Regions from separate parts of the Homo sapiens genome. Here region 2 is linked to region 1. The links are chromatin loops, found by intact Hi-C in ENCODE. Cell type or tissue: psoas muscle. All regions are shown on one strand. Each heading gives the region's core, and the rest is flanking DNA. Links, peaks and the distances in the headings are about the cores only.

Region 1 (12,615 bases), core at 3,194-11,193:
TCTTTATGAAAGATGACCTGTGAATGAGAGGAACTTCAGCTATACATGCCAATTAAGGAAAATGGCTTGGCTCTTCCTAAACTAGGTGGTCAAGTAAAATACCATATTAACACTATTGTGAAGCCTGATGGACTGAGTTTCATTTTCCAGGCTCAGGTACACGCCAATTTGAAAGTAAACAACGTGCCTCGGAGTGGGAATTCTGCTCTCCCTCAGGATCCGCTTCACCCAGGTAAGATATGACTCCCTCAGCCCTTGGACAGGCCTGTCTAGGTAGGACTGGAGGGGCTGTTAGTGAGACACAGCTAGATTTGCTGCTATGAGCTCTCATTTAAATAGGGCAATAATGTTTCAGAAACACATGATAAAGCCAAGTAACACACAATTCAAGGTAAACTGAGTTCATTCCACACATTAGTAAACCGCTATAGATGACTGAAAGGTCCCCAGTTCCTCCCCTAATTTCTGCAAGCACTTTGCAGGCATTTCTAACACTTGGAAATACTGTGCTTCTACCATAGCTTAGAAACTGACATTTGTTTGTTTTAATGGGGTCCCTGCTGTTCATCAGGCAGACACTTGTGGGCTTTAAACAGGTCGTTGCTTGGACCTTTGCTTCTGATTCACATTGTGCAAATGTGGTTATGGTTTTCTTCAGTCAGTTGAGTAATCCCCCCGATTCCTGGCCCCTTAGGCAGTTAGCCACCCACTCTCAGTAACCCTTGCTCCTTTATAATTTAAACACTTTGACTTCATAGAATGGCTGATACTTAGTCAGTGGTCAGTTGTGTTGTTTCTGCCAATTTTCATTCATGTTGTCTAGGCTCCTGTGCTGTGTGTCTGGTTATCTTTGATTTTAATTTATTTTTAAATTAATTTTTTAAAATTAAAGAAAAACTTTTTTTTTTTTAAATAGAAAGAGGGTCTTGCCCTGTTGCCCATGATGGTGTGCAGTGTAGCTCACTGCACCCTTTACATCTTGGGCTCAAGCGATCCTCCTGCCTTGGCCTCCCAAAGCAGTGGGATTACAGGCGTGAGCCACCACACCTGGCCTGGTTATCTTTGATTATGTTCCAGACTTTATATTTGAAAATTGTTCATAGAAGTAACTTGAGCCTGAAAGAATGTTGTCTATTTATCTTCAGAGAGGATTTTCTTTTCCTTCTGTTGGACACTGAGGGTGACCAGCAGTCTAGGGCAATCTTGGAAATGGAGCTTTCTGGAGCACCCAGCCAAACTGAAGGTGTGCTGCAGCCAGTGTGAGGCTTGGTTTACTTCTTCTGGTTCATGCTTTTTTTTTTTTTTTTTTTTTAAAAGCAGTCTCACCCTATTGCCCAGGCTGGAGTGCAATGGTGCGATCTCAGCTCACTGCAACCTCCGCCTCCCGGGTTCAAGCGATTCTCCTGCCTCAGCTTCCCAAGTAGCTGGGATTATAGGCGCCCACCACCATACCTGGCTAATTTTTGTATTTTTAGTGGATATGGAGTTTCACCACGTTGGTCAGGCTGGTCTCGAACTCCTGACCACAAGTGATCCACCCTCCTCGGCCCCCCAAAGTGCTGGGATTACAGGCGTGAGCCACCACACCTGGACTGGTTCATCCTTAAGTCTTGGATGCAGCCCTTTGGGGTTCTAACCACAAGTACAGAGAGGTTTGCCAGGGCCTGATTCTTGGTAGGTACCCAAGTCGCCAAAGCCCTGGTCAGCGTCTCAGTCATGTGATCTGGATGTAGGTCTCTCTGACCTGCATCCTCTCATCTCTCTGATCTGAATGAACTCTCTGATGTGAAGCAGCCTCAGAGGCTGGGCAGCCCCTCTGGGTTTCCTTCGTCCCTGGATCTTGCCCTGGTGACTCTTCATTACATTGTTTGCATTCTGATGCCTTCAAGATGATATTTAATTTGTTTTATTGAGGTTCTATAATGATCTTCAGGGAAGGGTTGGTGGATGTTTTCTACCATCTTGCCAATTTCCCTGATTTGTGAAATCCGCATAACAATAGCACTTATCCCTGTTGTTGTTTTTGAGTCTCACTCTGTCGCCCAGGCTGGAGTGCAGTGGCTCGTTTTCACTGCAACCTCTATCTCCCAGGTTTAAGTGATTCTCCTGCCTCAGCCTCCTGAGTAGCTGGGATTACAGGTGTGTGCGGTGGTGTACCACCACACCCTGCTAATATTTGTATTTTTAGCAGAGACGGGATTTCACCATGTTGGCCAGACTTTTCTTGAACTCCTGACCTCAAGTGATCCGCCTGGCTCGGCCTCCCAAAGTACTGGGATTACAGGCGTGAGCCACCACACCCGGCCTAACAATGGCACTTACTTTTATACTACCGCTGTTGGGGTTGAGAAGCACCCAGAACTGCCTGACCAGGGAAAGCATTTTGTTAAGTGTGAGCTGGTATGATTCTGTTCAAAATGATTTTCTTTTTCTCCCTCCCTCCCTCCCTCCCTTTTTCTCTCTTTCTCTCTTTCTCTGTCACCCAGGCTGGAGTGCAGTGGTGCGATCAAGGTTCACTGCAGCCTTGACCTCCTGGGCTCAAGCAACCTGCCTGTCTCAGCCTTCCAAAGTGCTGGGATTAGAGGCATGAGCCACTGCACCCGGCCCAAAATGATTTTCTTTCAGAACTCTGAGGATATTGCTACATTCCTAACATTCATCCACTTATGCTCATTAGGAAGTGGGATGGCCAAGCTTATTCTCGTGCCATTATGTAATATGCCTTCATTTTTCTCTTCGGAAGCTTTTAGGACATTTTCTTATTATTATTCCTTTTTTTTTTTTTTTGAGATAGGGTCTTGTTCTGTCACCCAGGCTGGAGTGCAGTGGTGCAATTATAGCTCACTGCAGTCTCAAACTCCTAGGCTCAAACAGTCCTCCCGTTTTAGCCTCCTGAGTAGCTGGGATTACAGGTGCGTGCCACTATGCTCAGCTAACTCTTTAATATTTTTGTAGAGACCAGGTCTTGCTTTGCAGCCCAGGTTGGTCTTGAACTTCTGGATTCAAGCAATCCTCCTGCTTTAGCCTCTCAAAGTGTTGGGATTACAGGTGTGAACCACCACGCCTGGCCTATTACTCTTACTGTTCTGAAGTGTCTTGAGACTAAGTCTAGGTGTGAATCATTATCTGCTTGAAACTGTTGGGGTGAAGGAGAAGCTATCCCCTTGCCCTCCGATGGTTCACTGAAAAATCAACTTATAATAAGGCCGATGAATAAGAGAAAAGGCATACAAATGTATTTAACCATGCAAAAGGGAAGAATCACAGTCATTACCCAACATCCCAGTGAGGCCCAACACTCATATAACCAACTTTCAGAGGGGAGAGAGGAGATAGGGCATTTGGTGCTTCTGTTGAGGGATAGTAAATGAGTACTAGGGAAAATGATTGAATATTTTGCAGAATGAATGGATTGGGGGCAGGGTGGACAGACTGGTTCCCTTTGGAAGTTGAATGAACCTGAGAGACTGGCATTATTTTGTAAAAGGTTTGGCAATTGTTCTTCTTGGTGGGTTTGTCTGGCTTTTATGTAGATGGGGAAAAGTCTCTTTCAAGGCCTGTTGATCTCCAAAGAGTTTTTAATTTAAAATACTCATTATACCAGGGAGCCATATCTTGGGGTGAAATTCTCTGCAATCCTTCAATACTTAGTAGGCCCTTTGATGTGAACGGTCACATCTTTCTCCCATTCTGTGAATAGCCTTGTATTCTTTCTTCCTTCCTTTTTTTTTTTTTTTTTTGACACTGGGTCTCTCTCTGTCACTCAGGCTGGACTGCAGTAGCACAATCATAGCTAACTGCACCTCGATATCCTGGGCTCAAGTGATCCTCCCACCTCAGTCTCCCAAGTAGTTGGGACTATAGGCATACGCCATCAGGCCCAGCAAAGTTTTTGTTTGTAGAGATGAGGTATCACTATGTTGCCCAGGCTGGTCTTGAACTCCTGGGCTCAAGGGATTCTCCCACCTCAGCATCCCAAAGTGTTGGAATTACGGGCGTGAGCCATCGCACCCAGACTTGAATTATTTCTTAGGTTGTTTCTCCTTGTGTTTTGTTCTGAAATGCTTATTAGATGGGTGTTGGCTCCTTGAAAATTTCCCCTGTGAATCCTTTTTTTTTTTTCCCTTGGAGTGGAGTTTTGCTCTTGTTGCCCAGGCTAGAGTGCAATGGCACCATCTTGGCTCACCCAAACCTCTGCCTCCTGGGTTCAAGCGATTCTCCTGCCTCACTGCCTCAGCCTCCTGAGTAGCTGGGATTACAAGCATGTGCCACCATGTCCGGCTAATTTTGTATTTTTAGTAGAGACGGGGTTTCTCCATATTGGTCAGGCTGGTCTCTAACTCCCAACCTCAGGTGATCTGCCTGCCTCAGCCTCCCAAAGTGCTGGGATTACAGGCATGAGCCACCGCGCCCGGCTTCCCTGTGAATTTTAATGGAGAGGGCTACCTTATTTCTCTAGCTCCTGGGAGAGTGCTCCCTGGAGCACCCAAGCCAGCGCTGGTAGGATCATCGGTGTTCGTGAAGGAGTGAGTGGAGGGGCACTCTGCGATAAGATTTCTTTTATTTATTCACTGTAGCAATAGTGTCCTGAATTAACTTTCTCTCCACTATTAGCACATATTCCTTTTATACATAGCCCTTTATAAAAATGAAAAAAAAAATCCCTTTTAAGCTGCTAAGTTCCTTTTTCCTCCCAGGGTGCCCTGAAAACCTTGAAGGAATTTTAACGAACGATGTTGGAAAGACAGGCGAGCCTCAGTCAGATCAGCAGATGCGCCAAGAAGAACCTTTGCCGGAACATCCACAGGACGGCGCTAAATTGTCCAGGAAACAGCTGGTGCTGCGGCGAGGGCTTCTGCTCCTGGGGGTCTTCTTAATCTTGCTGGTGGGGATTTTAGTGAGATTCTATGTCAGAATTCAGTGACGTGGTAGGAAAGAAAGTCAGGTCAAGTGATGCTTTTGAGCTTACACACAATTCACAGGCCCACCAGTGACAATTTACTGTGAGTTAATGTCATTCAGGTGTGCCCATGGATTTTGAGGGCTGGAAATGCAAAGACACATTTTTCTATAAAAAGAAAAAGCAACTAAGGTTAAAAGCTATATTGTGGCCCAAGACACTGTCTGAAAGATGACATGAGTAGTAATTCACCACTATCTGAACCAAGCAAGGATCAATGTGCTGACTGCATTGGCCAATGGCTTTGATACTTCTGCTATTTTTTTAGACACAAACCCATAAACTAACTGCTTAAGAATTCATACTGCTTGAATTATGTAAAATATATTTTACAGTATATCTTTCCTTGGGCCTTAGATTACTATTCACTGGGCAAATGGTATTTGTTTTTGTTTTAATTTTTTTTTTAATAGACGGAAGTCTTGCTCTGTCATGCAGGCTGGAGTGCGGTGGTGCGATCATAGCTCACTGCAGCCTCGAACTCTTGGGCTTCAAGCAATCCTCCTGTGTCAGCCACCAGAGTAGCTGAGACTACAGGGGTATGCCACCATGCCCAGCTGGCATTTGTTAATCTTCATTTGAGGTCTAGATCTAGGCACTGTGGACACTGAAAAACAGTTGGGAAATCTTTCGAGCTGTGGAAATCCAAACAAAGACTGATAATTCCTGGTAGGGGTGTGTGCGTGACGTACTGCAGCCTCAACCTCCTGGGCTCAAGTGATCCTCCCACCTCAGCCTCCTGAGTAGCTGAGACCACAGGCGTGTGCCACCACGCCTAGCTAATTTTTTATACCAGGGTCTACCCTTTGTTTCCCAGGCTGGTCTTGAATTCCTGGGATCAAGCAATCCTTCCACCTTGCCCTCCCAAAGTGTTGGGATTATAGGCATGAGCCACCACGACTGGCCAGAGGACAAAATTTTAATAAAGGTCTTAGCTTAAGCAGTAATCCTACTTCATTAAGCCTTCCTGGGGTGCGGTACACACCGTTAATTCAGCAACCCTCAGTACATACTAAGTATGCTCAGTGCTGTGAAAGTGGATTACACCAAATTAAGTCATTCTTATCACACCCAATCAAAAGTCAAGAAGCCAGGGATAAAAGCACCTCAGGCACATAACATTAATCTAGTAATGTAATTCTCTGCACATCCAGCTGGTGAAACTGCGTGCTGTAAGCTGGGACCAGCTTTGTCCATAACTGCTGAGAGAACTTGCTGAAGCTCTAGGAATAATTTTGCCTGCCCGGTTGCTCACCAGTTGTAGCTTGCCAGCTCCCAACACCCTTCCTGGTGCCAATAAACTTTCTCAAAGAGCAATACTGACATTTCTTTTGATAAAACCTCCAGCCTTCTCTGTGTTGTTCCGACATACCGAGGACCAACTGGTCTACATGGATGCCCTGAACATGCAATTCTTTCTTCCAAAATAAAACATTAAATAGAGATTTTGCCTCTACATTTTTGACTTAGTGCTAGGATGGATATAATGCTCTAGGCATGGCCTTTTCCTGAAATAACAAAATCAGAAAAGTTACCTACTTTGAGTAAAAAACACCCAACTGCTGATTTTGGTTGGGGCCACCTTAAGGTATCTCTACCCTCAGTGCCTTGTTCTTGGGGCCACGAGGCCCATTCTCCAGGAAGGCAGGTAAAGGCTTGCACTGTGGCCCTCGGGGTTGGGCCTGGGGGCAGGGGGCAGACACCACAGAGGCCCCTCCCCAGCTCCTCGTCAGGAACCCTCGAACCCTGTCTCCATTCCCCTCGCACAGGACTCCCTGCCCTTCCCCTTGCCAGGTAGGGCAGGGACCCCCTGGGGATAAGAGGAGGTTCTTTCAACCACCAGCCACAAATAGCCGCGGCCAGGAGGCCACCCCGGGCCGCCAGGAGCAGGGAGGCTGGGGTCCCTGCGAGGCAGGACCCCTCCTCTCCCGGAAACACTGAACCCGCAGCAAGCCCAGGCCAGAAGCATGCCAGAAAGCGCCAGCCCTGTGCTCCGCGGGAGGATGGAATCACCAGCTCAGTCCTGTCTGCCCACCCTCTAGGCATTTTGCTCTTCCAACCTGACCTACAAACTCTCCTGATAAAAACCCGTGTCATCCAAAAGCACACGAGGGGTCCTCTCACGCAGGGACCCCTTCCCCGAGCCCCCTTCATAAGCCCCCAAGGGCCCTCCCGGTGCCCTCCCCCAGAGTTCTGCGGGCGGCGACCATTGCCCTGGGCGTCTGGAGCGGGTCCGGGACGGGGAGGGGCGGGGCTGGGTGGGATCGGGTCGCCCCCCTCACCCCCACACCGCGCTGCGGTCCCGCGCCCGCGCCGCCGCCAGCCGCTCCCAGCCTCCGCATGGAGGCCCCTGCGGCCGCCGACGCCCCGGTCCCCGCCGAGCTCCCCGCCGCCGCCAAGGACCGGCCCCCATAGCGGCTCCGGGCCCTCGGATGGCGTGACGGCTTGTGGGGCCTGCGGGGTGCGCTGCCCCCGGACCTGCGGGGGGAGGCGGCTGAGCTGGCGGCGCTCGCGGGCCCAGTGGTGAGTGCGGCGTCCTCACGCCCAGCCCGACGCCTCCGGAGCGGCCGCCGCGCAGGGGTGGGCGCGGGCTTCCAGGAGGGAGGGCGGCTGTGAACGCGCCTTGCTTTCCGCGCCTCCGCAGTTTCTTGCGCAGTTGATGATCTTTATAATCAGCCTCGTCAGCTCCATCTTCTGTGGACATCTGGGCAAGGTCGAGCCGGACGCTGTCACGCTCGCCGTCACGGTGGGTGCCTGATTTCGCCCCTGTAGGAGCCGACGGGCGGCCAAGGGTTAGGATTTGAGCGGTGTCCCCAGGCGCTGTGGCTCACGACTGTAATCCCAGCGCTTTGGGAGGCCCAGGTGGGAGGATCGCTTGAGCTCAGGAGTTCGAGACCAGCCTGGGCAGCATAGCAAGACCCCCGTCTCTACTAAAAATACAAAAATTATCCCAGCGTGGTGGCACCGCCTATGGTCCCAGCTACTCGGGAGACTGAAGCAGGAGGATCGCTTAAGCCCAGCAGATCGAGGCTGCAGTGAGCTGAGACCGCACCACTGCACCCCGGCCTTGGCAACAGAGCAAGACCCTGTCTCAAAAACAAACACACAGGGCGGGGCGCGGTGGCTAACGCCTGTAATCCCAGCCAGCACTTTGGGAGGCCGAGGTAGGCGGATCACCTGAGGTCAGGAGTTTGAGACCAGCCTGGCCAACATGGGAAAACGCCGTCTCTACTAAAAATACAAAAATTAGCCGGGTGTGGTGGCACGGGCCTGTAATCCCAGCTACTTGGGAGGCTGAGGCACGAGAACCGCTTGAACCCAGGGGCCTGAGGTTGCAGTGAGCCGGAATTGTGCCACTGCACTCCCGCCTGGGTAACAGAAGGAGACTCCGTCTCAAAAAAAAAAAAAAAAAAAAAAGGAAAGAAAAAAAAATCAGTTTGAATTGTATCATGTCTTATGCATCTTCCTTTACAGGTCTGGGACTGACCTGTGGCTTACCATTACCTGATTAGATTTGGAAGGAGCTCGTGTCAATACTTAGAAAAGTGTAAAACTGAAATAACTGCACTTTTTTCTATTATGAAATTAAATCAGGAGACTTTTAGGTAATTTAGGTTGTTTGCCATTAATTGGATTACACAGTACATTCAGCTCCCACCCTTTCACCCTTGTGGAAAAGCCTCTCCCATGGATTGAAATCACACCTCCTGGGACGTCTGTTCCCTGGCTTTTGTTAGTGATGTGGAAAGTTGTTTCTTCCTGCATTTCATCCAGGCTTTCAGAGAAAGTGGAAAACACTTCTGCTGGTGATGGTAGGCGGCTTTCCCTAGTCTCAGAAAATGTCCCCTGTGTCCCCGTGAGATGGGTACACACCCTAAGAACACGGAGGGCCACCGGAGCTTCTCATTCAGCTACATGGGAGCCAAGACCTTGCCAGGTGGAATCAGTCACACATTTTATTTACAGGTCTGTTATTTGGTGAACGTATTGGATTAAGGGACATTTTTGCTTCCTTTGAAAGTTTAGACTGGGACTCTAGGAAGAGGCATGAAGGCAGAGGAGATTCGTATACATGGCTGCTCCAGTGTCCCCACCGGGAAAGACGAGCTTGGCCTCTACCTTAACAGGATGATGATCTAAGACTGGCAGGGAAATTTCCTGCTGTGTCCCCGCAGGGCCCAGGATTGGGGTCCACCTTTTCTGATTACTGCTTGCCAACCATCACTGCCCCCAGGGTGCTCCCTGGGCTCACTTCTGGGCCATCGGTCACTCCTCCATGTGGATGACATCTAATGGCCAGTCAGCCACCTTGTTCAAGAGGACCTCAGCATCTGGGTGTCCACTCTTCTCCTCTCCCCGCCTCTGCTGTCATCCCTGGGGCTGTGGGCTCGACTCTGTGACCCACAGTCACAGCTTTCATTTTTGAAAGGGATCAAGACCATGTAATTGGCCGAAAATGTCCACACAGGTACAATGACCAGATAGCCACCTACTCTTAACCTAGGATTGGGAAACAGGGGACCTCACCTGGAGACTTCGGGTCTTGTTTTAAGAGCAGGAGGATGCGCTCGGTGTTGACCAAGTCGGCCCAGCAGGGAAAGCAGCACAGCATAAGGATGAGGACCCCTCTCTGAAGTATGATCCCCACGCGCTTGAGGTTCTTGCCTCCAAAGGACTTGAGAAAACAAATGCACTGCTAACAGCATATGCCAGGCAGGCCGAGGCTGGGGGCCTGCGCCACAAGCAACCCCTCCCAGGGGCGCCTGCCCGGCGCCCAGGCAGACCGGTTTCCCATCATCTGCTCCCGCCCTCCCCACCAACAGCTGACAGCATTGGGGGAGCTTCTGAGCCAGGGACAACCAGTGAGCTAGCTGGCCCCTGTGGCATTTTACACGTGTCCTGGGACAATGTGTCCCTGCTCCCAGGAGCTGGGACTGTTAACATGGAGGGTAGAGGTAGCAGAAACTGAAGCTTAAAAGAGAGTTTTCAACATGGGAGGCAGACAGATGCTGCAGGAGAACATGTGCCATGGTAGAAGGTGAAGTTGTGGGGGACTCTGAGGGCCAGGGATACCCGGGGAGGGTGCAGTGGAAGAAAAGCACACACTGTAGGCTGAGAAGGGCAGCTAGCAGGGTGGCAAGAACTTCGGGGGGCGGGAGGTCATGGAGGCCAAGGCAGTGCTCTAGAAAGCAGGGATGGCCAAGTGGATTAAGGACGGCCAAGCGCTCACTTGAGGATTTTGTCATAGGAGGCCGGGAAGAGGCCAGGCCCAGTGGGCTGGGCAGGAATAAACAAGGCATCAATAGGGGCTGAGTCGGGAGTGCAGGCCAGGCCCGAGTGCAAAGAACACCTTCAAGAAGCTTGGCTTGAAGGAGGCCAGCAGGGAAGGAGGGGTGGTGGTAAGGGAGGGCGATTTTAGGGTATGGGAGACCAGACTGGGAGGAACAAAGGACAAAATGCCCTTGAGCAGGTGGCCCCAGAGGACAGCACTAGTCAAGCTGACTCTGCTGTTTTGTTTTTTTGTGTTTTTTTTGTTTTTGTTTTTTCCTGAGATGAAGTCTTGCTCTATTGCCTAGGCTGGAGTGCAGTGGTGAGATCTCAGCTCACTGCAACCTCCGCCTCCCAGATTCAAGCAATTCTCCCACCTCAACCTCCTGAGTAGCTGGGATTACAGGCGCCCACCACCGTGTCTGGCTAATTTTTGTATTTTTAGTAGAGACGGGGTTTTACCATGTTGGCCAAAATTGTCTTGACAACTTAGCTGACCTACCACTGCCCTTGGCCAAAGGCGGAAGAGCGCAGAGCCCCTTATCAGGAACGGGCTACAGAAATTCCTGTGGTTAGGCATGGCGTGGTGGCTCACACCTGTAATCCCAGCACTTTGGGAGGCTGAGGCGGGCGGATCACCTGAAGTCAGGAGTTCAAGACTAACCTGACCAACATGGCGAAACCCCGTCTCTACTAAAAACACAAAAATTAGCCAGGCATGGTGGTGGGTGCCTGTAATCCCAACTACTTGGGAGGCTGAGGCAGGAGATCTCTTGAAACCGGGAGGCGGAGGTTGCAGTGAGATCTTCTAGGAAGATAATAGACTCATTTTTAAGATAACTGTGAAAACAAAATTTTTTACCTTTGGAAAAATGTTCATAGTATAAAAGGACTAATAAAAATGTGTTTTTTTTTTTTAAATAAAGGAACATTTATTTATAGTCCACCTTGTTCCACGAAGAATTTGAACCAGTTTACACAAATACTTCCCTAAAAGAAGGATAAATAAATAGCTGTTAGAATTGGGTCAAAGAAACATGGGTGGAAAAGCTGGGAGCCAGGGGTGAGTTGGCATGGGATAGGATGGAAACTGTGCTGAGGTTTTATGGAAGCCTTGATTCAGCGGAAGGGCGGGCCTGGGTACTGAGCCTCAGCCACATTCCCCTTGACCTTCAGAAGGCAGACACCATGACATGGAGCGTGGTGTTCTGGGCTGCTTGTCGCCAGAGACAGAGTAGCAATTTTTGTTCTATCTTTTATAAAGTTGTGTGTTGTAAGCGAGAGGTCTAACGTCAGAGCTCAGTTTGATAAAAGCTTGTGACAGCAGAAGCCACGGGGCCCAAGGCCATGGTCCTGCTTTACATGGGTAGACTGAGCCCCGGGGGAGAGTAACACATTTCTCATTTCTCTGTGTTGGGAATATTCAATATCTTCTTTTCTTTTATTTCTTTTTTTTTTTTTTTTTTGAGACAGGATCTTGCCCTGTCACCCAGGCTGGAGTGCAGTGGTGCAATCATAGCTCACTGCAGCCTCAAACCCCTGGGCTCAAGTGATCCTCCCACCTCAGCCTTCTAAGTAGCTAGAACCACAGTTGTGTGCCACCAAGTCCAGCAAAAAAAATTTTTTTTTTTGAGACAGAGTCTCACTCTGTTACCCAGGCTGGAGTGCAGTGACTCACTGCAACCTCCATCTCCTGGGTTCAAACGATTCTCCTGCCTCAGCCTCCTGAGTAGCTGGGACTACAGGCATGTGCCACCGCACCCAGCTAATTTTTGTATTTTTAGTAGAGACAGGGTTTCACCGTATTGGCCAGGCTGGTCTCGAAATCCTGACCTCAGGTGATCCACCTGCCTCAGCCTCCCAGAGTGCTGGGATTACAGGCGTGAGCCACCACACTCGGCCAATGTCCAACTAATTTTTAAAATTTTTGTAAAGATGGGGTCTGGTCATGTTGCCCAGGCTTCAGTATCCTTCCAGCTATTTGAAGCTATCTGTGATTGTTTCCTGCAGTCACCCTGCAGTGTGGTGGAACACAGGAGCCTATTCCTTCTGCCTAACTGTAACTTTGTATCCTTTAACACATCTCTCCCTATCCCCCCCATCCCCCTACACTCCTATGTGACATATTTTTTTTTTTTGAGACAGAGTCTTGCTCTGTTGCCCAGGCTAGAGTGCAGGGGCGCAGTCTTGGCTCACTGCAACCTCTGCCTCCCAGGTTCAAACAATTCTTGTGCCTCAGCTTCCTGAGTAGTTGGGACTACAGGTGCATACCACCACTCCTGGCTAATTTTTGTATTTTCTAGAGATGGGGTTTTGCCATGTTGTCCGGGCTGCTCTTGAACTCCTGGCCTCAAGTGATCTGCCCACCTCGGCCTCCCAAAGTGCTG
Region 2 (12,615 bases), core at 4,056-12,055, 63 kb after region 1:
TCCACTTCCCAGGTTCAAGCAATTCTCCTGCCTCAGCCTCCTGAGTAGCTGGGACTACAGGTGCGTGCCACCATGCCCGGCTCATTTTTGTATTTTTAGTAGAGACGGGGTTTCACCATGTTGGTTAGGCTGGTCTTGAACTCCTGGCCTCGTGATCCACCCACCTCGGCCTCCCAAAGTGCTGGGATTACAGGCATGAGCCACCATGCCTGGCCCGCGATTCCTCTATGTTGTAGCATGTCTCTCAAAACTTGATTCCTTTTTCTGGCTGAATAGTTTATTGTGTGATATGCCACCTGGTGTTTATTAATCAGTTGATGGACTTTTAGATTGTTTCTATGTTTTGGCAATTGTGAATAATGCTGTAGTAAATACTCGTGTACAAGTTTTTGTTTGAACACCTGTTTTCGCTTCTTTTGAGTCTATACCTAGGAGTGGAATTACTGGGTTATATGATAATTCTATTTTTTTTCTTTCTTTCTTTTTTTTTTTTTTGAGATGGAGTCTTGCTCTGTTGCCCAGGCTGGAGTGCAGTGGCGCGATCTTGGCTCACTGCAAGCTCTGCCTCCTGGGTTCACGCCATTCTTCTGCCTCAGCCTCCTGAGTAGCTGGGACTACAGGCACCCGCCACGATGCCTGGCTAATTTTTTGTATCTTTAGTAGAGACAGGGTTTCACCATGTTAGCCAGGATGGTCTCAATCTCCTGACCTCATGATCCGCCTGCCTCGGCCTCCCAAAGTGCTGGGATTACAGGCGGATAATTCTATTTTTTTTGAGGAACTGCCAAAATGTTTCCCATGGTGGCTGCACCATTCTTCATTGCCACCAGCAGTGTATGAGGTTTCCAGTTTCTCCACATCCTTGCTAACACTTGTGATTTTCTTTTTGATTTTAGTTATATCATACTAGTGGGTGGGAAGTGGTGTCTCATTGTGATTACTAGAGATCACATACTACTAATAATGCCAAGCCTATTTTCTGAAATACTTCAGAAACTCAGATACACATAAAGAAAGGAATTATGTACTAGAAAAGGAATAAATGAAGGTAAAATATTTTATCCTTCTTATTTTTAATTGATAAAAAATATATGAAAATAATAGCAACAATGTATTTGGTTATTACAGCTTGTGCATAGCTAAAATGAATGACAACAGTGTTATAAGGGTCAAGAGGGAGGAACTGAGAATATTCTAAGGCACTTGCATTACCCATGAAGAAGAATAGTGTTATTCAAAAGTGGAATTAGGTTAGTTGTAAATGCATATTGCAAACTCCAGGACAACTAATGAAAAAGTTTTTAAAAAGTAATATAATCAATATGCTAAGAGAAGAAAGAAAATAGCATCTCATAAAATGCTCAGTTAAAACCACAATGGAAGAAAAAAAGTAACAAGGACAACAAAGAGAAAAGGTGGGCAGGGCGTGGTGGCTCACACCTGTAATCCCAGCACTTTGGGAGGCCGAGGTGGGCAGATCACGAGGTCAGGAGATAGAGACCATCCTGGCTAACAAGGTGAAACCCCGTCTCTACTAAAAATACAAAAAATTAGCCAGGCGTGGTGGCAGGCGCCTGTAGTCCCAGCTACTTGGGAGGCTGAGGCAGGAGAATGGCGTGAACTCGGGAGGCGGAGCTTGCAGTGAGCTGAGATCGCGCCACTGTACTCCAGCCTGGGCAACAAAGTGAGACTCCGTCTCAAAAAAACAAAAAACAAAAAACAAAAAAATAGAAAAGGTAACATATACAGATACTAATCTCACTATACCAATAATGACACCTTTTCTTTGAAAAAAAAAAAAACACTTAATAAAGTGAGAATAGAAGGAAAGCTCCTCAAAATGATAAAAGCCATATATGACAAACCTCCAGCTAAGATCATACTCAATGGTGAAAGACTAAAAGATTGTCCCCTAAGATCAGGAACAAGACAAAAATGTCTGTTTTCCCCACTTCTATTCACAATACTATTGAAAGTTTAAGATGGTGCAATTAGGCAACAAAAAGAATAAAAGGCATTTACATTGGAAAGGAAGGAGTAAAATTACCTGTGTTCAAAAATAACATGATCTTATATGTATAAAACCCTTAACATTCCACAAAACCATTAGACTCAATTAACAAATTCAGAAGTCACAGGATGCAAATCACAACACACAAAATGAGTTGCATTTCTATACACTAGCAATGAATGATCCCAAAAAGAAATTAAGAAAACAATTACATTTTTAATAGCATCAAAAAGAATCAAATGCATAGGAATAAATTTACCATGGAGGCAATAGACTTGTACACGAAAAACTATAAAACATAATTGAAAGAAATTAAAGAAGACATAAATAAACGGAAAGACAATCCATACTCATGCATATGAAGACTTAATACTGTTAAGATAACAATATTACCAAAAGTGATTTAAAGATTCAATGCAATCTCTATCAAAATCCCTAAGACATATTGCAGAAATAGAAAAATCCACCCTAAAACACATATGGAATCTCAATGGACCCAAATAGCCAAAAATGTCTGACAAAGAAGAACAAAGTGAAAGGACTCAGATTGCTTGATTCCAAAACAAACTACAAAGCTACATAATCACAGTGTGGTATTGGCATAAAGACATGCCTATGGACAGAATTGGGAATGCAGAAATGAACCCTTGCATATATGGTCAAATGACTTAAACAAGGGTGCCAATACCATTCAATGGGAAAAGGAAAGTCTTTTCATCAAATTGTGCTGGGAAAACTGGATATCCACATAGAAAAGAATGAAGTTGATCCCCTATTTACGATATATAAATATTAGCTCAAAAGTGGTCAGTCTGGGTACAGTGACTCACACCTATAATCCCAGCACTTCGGAAGGTCAAGATGGGCTGATTGCTTGAGCCCAGGAGTTCAAGACCAGCCTGAGCAATATGGCAAAACCCTGTCTCTACAAAAAATACACACACACACACACACACACACACACACACACACACACACACACACAAAAGGTGTGGTGATGTGTGCCTGTAGTCCCAGCTACTCAGGAGGCTGAGGTGGGAGGATCACCTGAGCCTGGGAGGTGAAGGCTGCAGTGAGTTCTGATTGCACCACTGTACTCCAGGGTGACTGAGTGAGACCCTATCTCAAAAAAAAAAAAAAAAAGTGATCAAAGACCTAAACATAAGACCAAACACTAAGCCTGCCAGAAGAAAACATAAGGGGAAATCTGGATTTGGCAGCGATTACTTGGATATGCACAAGCAACAACAACAAAATAGATAAACAGGACTTCATAAAAATTAGAAACTTTTGTGCATAAAAGGACACTATTAATAATATAAACAGGTAACCTTCTGAATGGGAAAAGGTATTTGCATAGTATATATCTGATAAGGGATTTATGTTCGGACATAAATTCTTAACAACTCACAAGAACAAAATATACAAACAGCCTAATTCAAAACTAGGCATATGGCTGGGGATGGTGGCTCACACCTGTAATCCCAGTACTTTGGGAGGCCGAGGCAGGTGGATCACTTGAGGTCAGGAGTTCAAGACCAGCCTGGCCAACATGGTGAAACCCCATCTCTACTAAAAACACAAAAATTAGCTGGGCATGGTGGCAGCCACCTGTAATCTCAGCTACTCAGGAGGCTGAGGCAGGAGAATCACTTAAACCTGGGAGGCGGAGGTTGCAGTGAGCCAAGATCACGCCACTGCACTCCAGCCTGGGTGACAGAGCGAGACTCTGTCTCAAAAACAAAAAACAAAAAAACTAGGCATAGGACTTGAACAGACATTTCTCCAGAGAAGATACATAGCTAACCAGGGCATGAAAATATTCTCTCTGCATCACTAGTCATTAGGGAAATGCAAATCCAAACCACAATGAGATATTACTTTATACCTATTATAGGGGTCATTACAGAAAGAAAACAGAAAGCAAGTTTTGGTGAGAATGTGGAGAAATTGGAACTATTGTACATTGCTGATGGGAACATAAAATGGTGCAACCACTATAGAAAATAGTATGTGAGATCTTTAACAAATATAGAATTATGATATGCTGCAGGGACTCAAACAGATATTTGTACACCAGTGTTCACAGCAGCATTACTCACAATAGCCAAAAGGTAGAATCAACCCAAATGTCCATTTTGTAAATGGATAAACAAAATGTGGTATACTTACAATGGAATATTAATCAATCTTAAAAAGAAATGAAACTCTGATATATGCTATAGCATGGATGAACCTTAAAAACATTGTGCTAGGGCTGGTGGTGTTGTGGCTCTTGCCTATAATCTCAGCACTTTGGGAGATGGAGGCAGGAGGATCCCTTGAGCTCAGGAGTTTGAGACCAGCCTGGGCAAAATGGTGAGACCCTGTCTGTACAAAAAATTTTAAAATTAGCCAGGTATGGTGGCACATGCTTGTGGTCCCAGCTACTCAGGAGGCTGAGGTGGGAAGATCACTTGTGCCTGGGAGATTGAGGCTGCAGTAAGCCATGTTTGTGCCACTGCACTCCAGCCAGGGTAACAGAGCAAGACCCTGTTTTCCCCTAAAAAGAAAACATTGTGCTAAGGAAAATAAGCCATATGCAGGCCTATTATACAAGGACACTTGTACAAGTACGCAAAGACACATCTTGTATGATTACACGTATGTGAGGTGCCCAGAATAGTCAAAATCATAAAGTATAGAGGTTATTAGGGGATTGAAAGAGAGCAAGAGGGGAATTATTGTTTATGGGTACAATTTCTGTTTGGGATGATGAAAATGATCTAAAAGTGAATGATATTGATGGTTGCAGAACATTGTGAATGTACTTAATGTCACTGAATTGTGCACCTTAATGGTTAAAATAGTAAGTTTTATTTATTTTATTTCAATAATAAAAATGCCTGTAATCCCAGCACTTTGGGAGGCCGAGGCGGGTGGATCATGAGGTCAGGAGATCGAGACCATCCTGGCTAACAAGGTGAAACCCCGTCTCTACTAAAAAATACAAAAAATTAGCCGGGCGCGGTGGCGGGCGCCTGTAGTCCCAGCTACTCGGGAGGCTGAGGCAGGAGAATGGCGTGAACCCGGGAAGCGGAGCTTGCAGTGAGCGAGATTGCGCCACTGCAGTCCGCAGTCCGGCCTGGGCGACAGAGCGAGACTCCGTCTCAAAAAAAAAAAAAAAAAAAAAAAAAAATAATAATAAAAATGCCTCACTTGGATCACAAACATCTACAAAATTCTACAGATAACATATTAGTCAAAAGAAGCTGCATGCCTTCCTGCTAATATTAGGAACAAAGCAAGGATGTCCCCTCTCACCACTCATTTTCAACATCGTAACTGAAGTTTTAGCTAATGTAATAAGACAAATAAAGGAAATGTATACATATTAGGAAGAAAGAAATTAAGCTGCCTTTGTTCACAGATAACATGGTTATCAAGGTAGAACATCCCAAATAATCAACAAAAAAGATTTCTGGAACTAATAAGTGATTATAGCATGGTATCAGGATGAAAGTTATTATACAAAGTCAATTATTTTACTATACAATAGCAATGAACACTTTGGATTTGAAATTAAAATTAAAAACACCACTTACATTAGCACCAAAAAGGGGCGGAAATACTTAGATATAAATCTAAATATATACAAGATCTATATGAGGAAAACTACAAAATTCTGATGTAAGAAACCAAAGGAGATGTAAATAAATAAAGAGACAGTCCATGTTCATGAAAATGAAGAGTTGAAGTTGAAAAGATGCCAGTTCTTCTCAACTTGATACATGGATTCAACACTCTCAATCAAAATCTAGCAGTTTATTTTGTGGATATTGACCAACTTGATTCTAAAGATGACATGGAAAAGCAAAAACCCAGAATAGCCAACACAATGTTGAAGAACAAAGTTGGTAGACTGACACTACCAACTACAGGATTTACCATAAAGGTAAACACAATAATGTGGCATTGATGACTGAATAGACAAATAAATAGAACAGAATACAAAACTGAAAATGGATTCACACTAATACAGTCAACTAAGGTTTGACAAAGAAACAAAAGCAATTCAATGGAGAAAGGACAGCTTGTTTGACAAATGGTACTGAAACAACTAGATATCCACATGCCAAAAAATAAAACAAAACCAAAACCTAGAGAAAAATCTTGTATCTTTCTTTTCTTCCTGACATGCATCACTATAAAACTCCTAGGATAACACAGGAGAACATCTAGGTGGCCTTGGGTTTGGCAATGACTTTTTAGATACAAAACCAAAAGCACAATTCATGAAAGAAAAAATTCATAAAATGGACTTCATTAAAATTTAAAACTTGCTCTGTAAAAAAACACTGTTAATAGAATGAAAAGACAAGCCAAGGATTATGAGAAAATCTTTGTAAAAACATAGCTTATATAAAAGACTATTTATCTAAAATATACAAATAACTATTTAAACTCAACAATAAAAAGCAACCCAATTAAAAATGGTTTAAACAGACACCTCACCGAAGAATCTATACAGATGGCAAATAAAGATGTGTAAAGATACTCAACATTATGTGTCATCAGGGAATTGGCAATAAAACAATGAGATACCACTACACACCTATGAGAATGGCTAAAATCCAAAGCACTTACACCACCAAATGCTGGCAAGGATGTGGCACAGCAGGAACTCTTATATATTGGTACGAATGCATGATGAATGGTACAGCCACTTTGGAAGAGTTTTGCAGTTTCTTACAAAGCTAAGCATAGGTCTCCAATAAGCACATACCCAAATAAGCTATTTACCCAAATGAGTTGAAAACTTACATCCACATGTTTTATGTATTTTTTGTATCTTTTATGTATATTTTACCATTTTAATCATTTTAAGTGAACAATTCAGTGGCATTAAGTACATTCACAATGTTGTGCAATCATCGCCACTATTTACCTCCAGAACTTTTTCATCATTCCAAATTGAAACTCTGTCCCCATCAAGCAGTAGCTCTGTTACCATAACCGCTTCCCTTGCCCCCTGCCCCAGCCCTTAGTAACCACTGTTCTACTTTCTGTTTCTATGAATTTGACTATTCTATCATGTAAATGGAATCATTTGTCTCCTTTTCATTTTATGTAATTTTGTCAAACTTCTCTTTTTGTATCTCTTACCTTTTGTTCTCATGCAACTTTCATCTCTATTAAGGTGTGCTTTTCTCTTCTCTTTCTTTCCTGAGTTTCAATTCGAGTTTGCCCTCTCCTGTTTTCTTATAATCTATTCTTTAATCCCTCACAGCCTTCCTTTGGGCTAACTCCTCCGCCCCCGCCCCCAAAGATCATGTGTCAGTGTCTTAAGAGATTGTGAGAATTACACATCAGAATGCTTCATCTTTTGTAAAGATCTTTATCTCCTTTTCCTTAGAGTTATATGCATGTGTGCGTGTGTGTAGTGTCTATGGTCCTGTGTTTGTTCTTTTCTATTATTGATCTGTGGACACAAACATTTATATTGGCATTTGCTGAAGAAGAGTGTTTTGAAAGTTAGGAAAGGTGTCCAAGGCAGTCTGAGGCTTCAATTCACGTCTGTTGTCTTAAACACCTTTCATAAAATCTGCTATTCCCAGCTATGGAAATATGTGCAAATAGTCAATACACATGAAAAGGAACCCACCATGATTAGTCACTAGGGAAATGGAAGTTAACATCACAAGGAGATATCACTACAAGCTGGGTGCAGTGGCCCACACCTGTAACCCCAGCACTTTGGGAGGCCAAGGCAGGTGGATGTCTTGAGCTCAAGAGTTCAAGACCAGCCTGGGCAACATGGCAAAACCCTGTCTCTACTAAAAATATAAAAATTAGCCAGGCACGGGGGCACACACCTGTAACGCAAGCAACTAGAGAGGCTAAAGTGAGAGGATGACTTGAGCCCAGGAAGCAGAGGTTGCTGTGAGCTGAGATCATACCGCTGCATTCCTTTTTTTTTTTTTTTGAGACAGAGTCTCAAAAAAGAAAAAAAAAAAAGAGAGAGAGAGAGAGAGATCACTACGCATCCACCAGAATGGGTAATTATTTTTTTAAATCAAGTTTTAGAAAGCAGCTGCTAGACTGTGTGGTAGGGAATATAAATTGGTATAAAAACACTGAAAAATTATTTGGCTTCTAAAGTTAAAACATGTATTTACTTTCACCCAGAAATTCTATAGTGGTGATTGGGTAGGGGCCTAAAAGGAATGCTGGTAATGTTCTGGGTCATAGATACAGGTAGGTAAACTCTGTAATAATTTACTGTAGGCACTGTTTTGTATTTATGTAGTATCCAATGAAAATGTAATGAAATTTGGGCCAGAAGGCAGAAAGAACTCCTGGGTACACACTCACTACCTTAGTCCCCCTGAGGTTTAAATAATTAAAAGTGTCTGTTTCATCCTTGCCTTTAAGAAAACTCTCCCTGCTGATAACTGAGCAGATCAAAGATCTAAAGGTTGTGGTGGAGAAGGGTCATGGAGTTGATTACCCCCAATAAAAACAAAAAGAAAAACTTGGTTTTTTTTAAGCTGAAAAAGGAGGATGGAAAAGTATAGTGGGCAGGCATAGTAAAATCACTACAGTCTACTGCATTCCTGAAAGGAGAAGCTTGTGAGGACTCACCCCTTACCCCTATAACCTGCTGTGGTGATTTCATTACCCATAGCTACTTAAATCAATGAGTATATCATATTCAAAAGCTGAAGGGAGAATGTTTCAGCTTGGGAGTGTAGTAAAAGAATTCCCAGTCCTCTCTTTGGTTCCATAAATATATCACCTTGTTCTATTAAAGCACTTGGATGTGATTTTTAAATATGCCCAACAAAATGCCATCAGTTGATTTCTCTAACTAATAAAGAAAATGTTCAAGAGTTGGTAGTAAATTCTTGGTGATTATGCCATTAGAATCAGAGTACATCGTTTGTAAGAAATCCTCAGCCCGGCACGGTGGCTCACGCCTGTAATCCCAGCACTTTGGGAGGCTGAGGCAGCGGATCATGAGGTCAGGAGTTTGAGACCAGCCTGACCAACATGGTGAAACCCTGTCTCTACTAGAAATACAAAAATTAGCTGGGCATGGTGGCACATGCCTGAAATCCACCTATTCAGGAGGCTGACACAGGAGAATTGCTTGAACCTGGGAGGTGGAGGTTGCAGTGAGCTAAGATTGCACCACTGCACTCCAGCCTGGGCGACAGAGCGAGACTCTGCCTCAAAAAAGAAAGAAAGAAAGAAATCCTCACATCTTATGCTCAGCAAAAGCAGCAGCTCTTCGCTACTTAGCAATTAATTTGCCCTAGGTGAAACCGATTCCTGTTCTAATTCCACACTGGAATTCTGTTCATTATTTACATTTTTTTTAAATGGAAGCATGATTCATATCTCAATTTACCTAGTTCCTTACACAATATTTATTAGCCAGCATTTAGAACTGGTTACCCTTTCAGATCAGATAAAGATTATTGGGTACACTCTCTGGCGGCCTTTGAGCTGATTTAAATATTGTTGCCACACGGTTCTAGATACTGATATTAGTTGATTGGCTTCCTATGCACAAGCACTCCTCAGTTACTTACATAATTGAATTAAACACTTTGTATATGTTGGAGCTACTGCTTTTGTTATATAAGCCTGCTTGCCTTTTCACCTACTGTCTCCCAACTTTAACTATGGTATTTCCACATGGGCTGGATTTTTTTGTTTTTGTCCAAAGCAGGCAAGCGAGAAGTAGAAGTGAAGAAGAGTTTGATGGTCTTGCCAATTTCCTTGCTTCATCATGAATCTCCTTAAGCTTCAAATTACAGGCTGTTGAGAAAGCCACAAAAGTAGACAGTGCCAAGACACTAAGACTAGAGTATGTGAGAGTGTACCATTCATTCATTCATTCATTCAATAAATACTTACTGAGCACCTACTGTGGGCCAGATTCTATTCAAGGTACTAACATTACAGTGAACATGAACAACAAAGACCCTGATTTTACAAGATATTCCAGTGAGGAAGACACATTAAAAACAACAAACAAATAGATACATTTATATTAAGAAAAATAAAACAGGGTCAGGGACAGAAAGTAGCAGAGACTGATATTTTAGACATGGTGGTCAGGGAAGTCTTCTTTAGGGAGGTAATATTGAAGCAGCAATTGAATTAAGTGAGAATGATAGCTGGACACTACAGGCAAAGGAAACAGAATGAATGCAAAAGCCCCGGGCTGGGAATGTGTTTAGAATGCTCAGTAGTGTACAGCAAGGAAGGCACTCTGGCTGAAACTCACTAAGTGGGAGAATCCTACAAAAAGAGGTTGAAGATGTAGTCACGGGCCAGGGCATTTAGGGCTTGTAGAATATGTGTAGAAAAATTCACATTTTGAATTTTATTCTAAACGTGAGGGGAGGCTATTGGAAAGTTTTAAGCAGTGAATTAACATGATCAGGGTACCTTCGGACACCAATGGCTAGGTGGAGAACAGGCTACAACAAAGTGTTATCAGAGTCCAGTCACGAAAGATAAACTATCTAGTTATTTCATGCAGAGGGAATTTTAAGAGTAATAGATGTCAAAAAGAATAATGGAGTGACATCATAGATAAAAAAGCTGCTAAAAATACCCTTAGCTGGAACCAATGGAACTGCACCAGCTTCTGTGCCATTTGGAGACACTATCACTTTCATCCTCTGTCTACTAGAGAGGTGCCACCTTGACCATGGAAGGAATTCCTAGAGTAAAGAATAATCCCTCCTCCACTTTCACTATAGAAATGGCCAGCAACTGCCACACGATTGAATCCAGAAGCAGTAAGTTACTCTCCACCTCCTGCCTTCTGATTTCCTTATAGTGCCCCCTACTGGCAGAAGCCAGCGGGCACGAGAGCCTGGGAAATGGGGTTCACACACTCTAGGTCCCTGCAGTAGAGTATAAAAGGGCAAGTGTAGAACTGAGAAATAACAATCTCTAGAGTCAAGAGTAGAAGCAGGGGGCCGGCGAGGTGGCTCACATCTGTAATCCCAGCACTTCGGGAGGCTGAGGGAGGGGGATCACTTGAGCCCAGGAGTCGGAGACCAGCCTGGGCAACATCGCAAGCCCTCATCTCTACAAAAAATACAAAAAAATTTAGCCAGGCATGGTGACACATACCTGTAGTCCCAGCTACTTGGGAGGTGGAGGTGGGAGGATCACTTGAGCCTGGGAGCTGGAGGCTGCAGTGAGCCATGATCATGGCCACTGCACTCCAGCCTGGGTGACAAGAGTGACACCTTGTCTAAAAAAAAAAAAAAAAAAAAACCCGAAAGAGTAGAAGCAGGGAAACCATCAGGATGCCCGGCCTGTTTTTTCTTTTTCATTTTTTTCCCCTCAGCTGTGGTAATTTAGCCAATTCAAAGACCTTGTTCTCCATAATTTCAACTTTCCTTCAGATTTGACCAAGTCAAGTAGAGCTGGTCAAACCCAATGGGAAAAAGACCAAAACAACAACAGAAACAAACAAAGAAACAGTTAAGCAAAAGAAATGATCGCACAATTTGTATTATTGAGCGCTCTAATGGTAAGGAGAAATTAAGACCAGCTGGTTGTTAATCTTAACTTTAGTCACCAAGGAGAGTTTCCAAGACAAAACTCCAATTCAGGTGCTTACCTAGGAATAGGGTCCAGGCTCAAGACTGCTCTTTACCATTTTAGAAGGAGAAAAAAAACTCAGACTCACCTTCCCTGCTGGAAGCCAGATGAAATTCCAGAAAGGAGTTGCCTCCCCTCCATCGTCATGGAGGCAGGAAAACGCACCTTCTTTGTTGGGAGTAAGTAAAACTGCAGACAAAGAGGTGTACAGCAAAATAAACTTTAGATCTCAACCAAATTTTGGGACATCAGGGATTCTCTGGAGTGGGGTGCTCCCAGGCCTCAGCAAATTGTCCTGTTTGAGCAATAAAAATAGCCCAAGCTGGTACCAAGCACTGATAGATTTGTCAAAGGTCAGGGCCACCTCCACTGAGTCACTTCCTTTGGCTGCCAGCTTGTAAACCAAAACCAGCTCTCAATCAATTTGGAAGTTTATTTTGCCAAGGTTAAGGACATGCTTGGGAGGGAGGTCTGTGCCTTTATCTAAAGATGATTTTGAGGGCTTCAATATTTAAAAGGGAGGAGCGGGCTGGAGGGGAAAGAGGGAGAACATGGTCATTACTGAATCCACACATTGCACAAATAGAAAAAGGAACAGGCAGGGGAATAGTCAATTATGTATTTGCCTCCTGCTGTGTAAATCAGCACTTCAGTAAGATAAGGTGAGGACAGAGCAGCTACCTGTGGGGACATTTAACCTTTTATCTGTAGCTATCTGCTTAGGGACATAGAGAAAGGCAGTTTCTTGCATGACTCAGCTTTTTGCTTAATTTTTTCCTTTTGGCATAGTGAATTGAGCTCCCACGGTTTTTGTTGTTTTGTACATAAGTGGAGAGTTCATTTGGGCCAGGGCCCCGAGTTATTTTCTTTTCACAAATATACCCTTTAGAGTTCAGAGGAAAGGCTGGGATTAGAGCCTTCTGTGAGCACTATTCATGGGATTACATGAGGGAGTGGCTGTGAAAAGAGGGCCCCGGACTAAGCCCTGG

Evidence for each region. Hi-C counts contacts between places; a loop is a spot of excess contacts. Peaks named below come from ENCODE experiments on the same cell type or tissue, not always from the same donor. Only the 100,000 strongest peaks of a DNase experiment are listed, where the experiment ranks them.
Region 2: it touches region 1 in a loop (2.4-fold over the local background); 11 of 110 quality-filtered maps call a loop at or near these places.

Annotation. Positions count from the first base shown.
Region 1 is chr17:19,572,630-19,585,244 of GRCh38, forward strand. It overlaps SLC47A1 (solute carrier family 47 member 1), which reads left to right. Exons shown (of 17, transcript NM_018242.3): 16 at 151-232; 17 at 4,698-6,405. The coding sequence ends at 4,924. It also overlaps the pseudogene SLC47A1P1. Among named protein-coding and RNA genes, the nearest start is that of SNORA59B, 21 kb to the left of the region's middle. RefSeq lists an enhancer at 3,193-3,768. In psoas muscle, for the core only: no CTCF peak of the experiment used is centred there; a DNase peak (open chromatin) is centred at 7,512; H3K4me3 peaks cover 1,117 bases; H3K27me3 peaks cover 839 bases.
Region 2 is chr17:19,635,223-19,647,837 of GRCh38, forward strand. No RefSeq gene overlaps it. Among named protein-coding and RNA genes, the nearest start is that of ALDH3A2, 7.2 kb to the right of the region's middle. RefSeq lists enhancers at 10,918-11,137, 11,684-12,334, 12,335-12,615. In psoas muscle, for the core only: a CTCF peak has its summit at 10,860 (motif pointing left); no DNase peak of the experiment used is centred there; H3K4me3 peaks cover 2,090 bases; H3K27ac peaks cover 1,120 bases.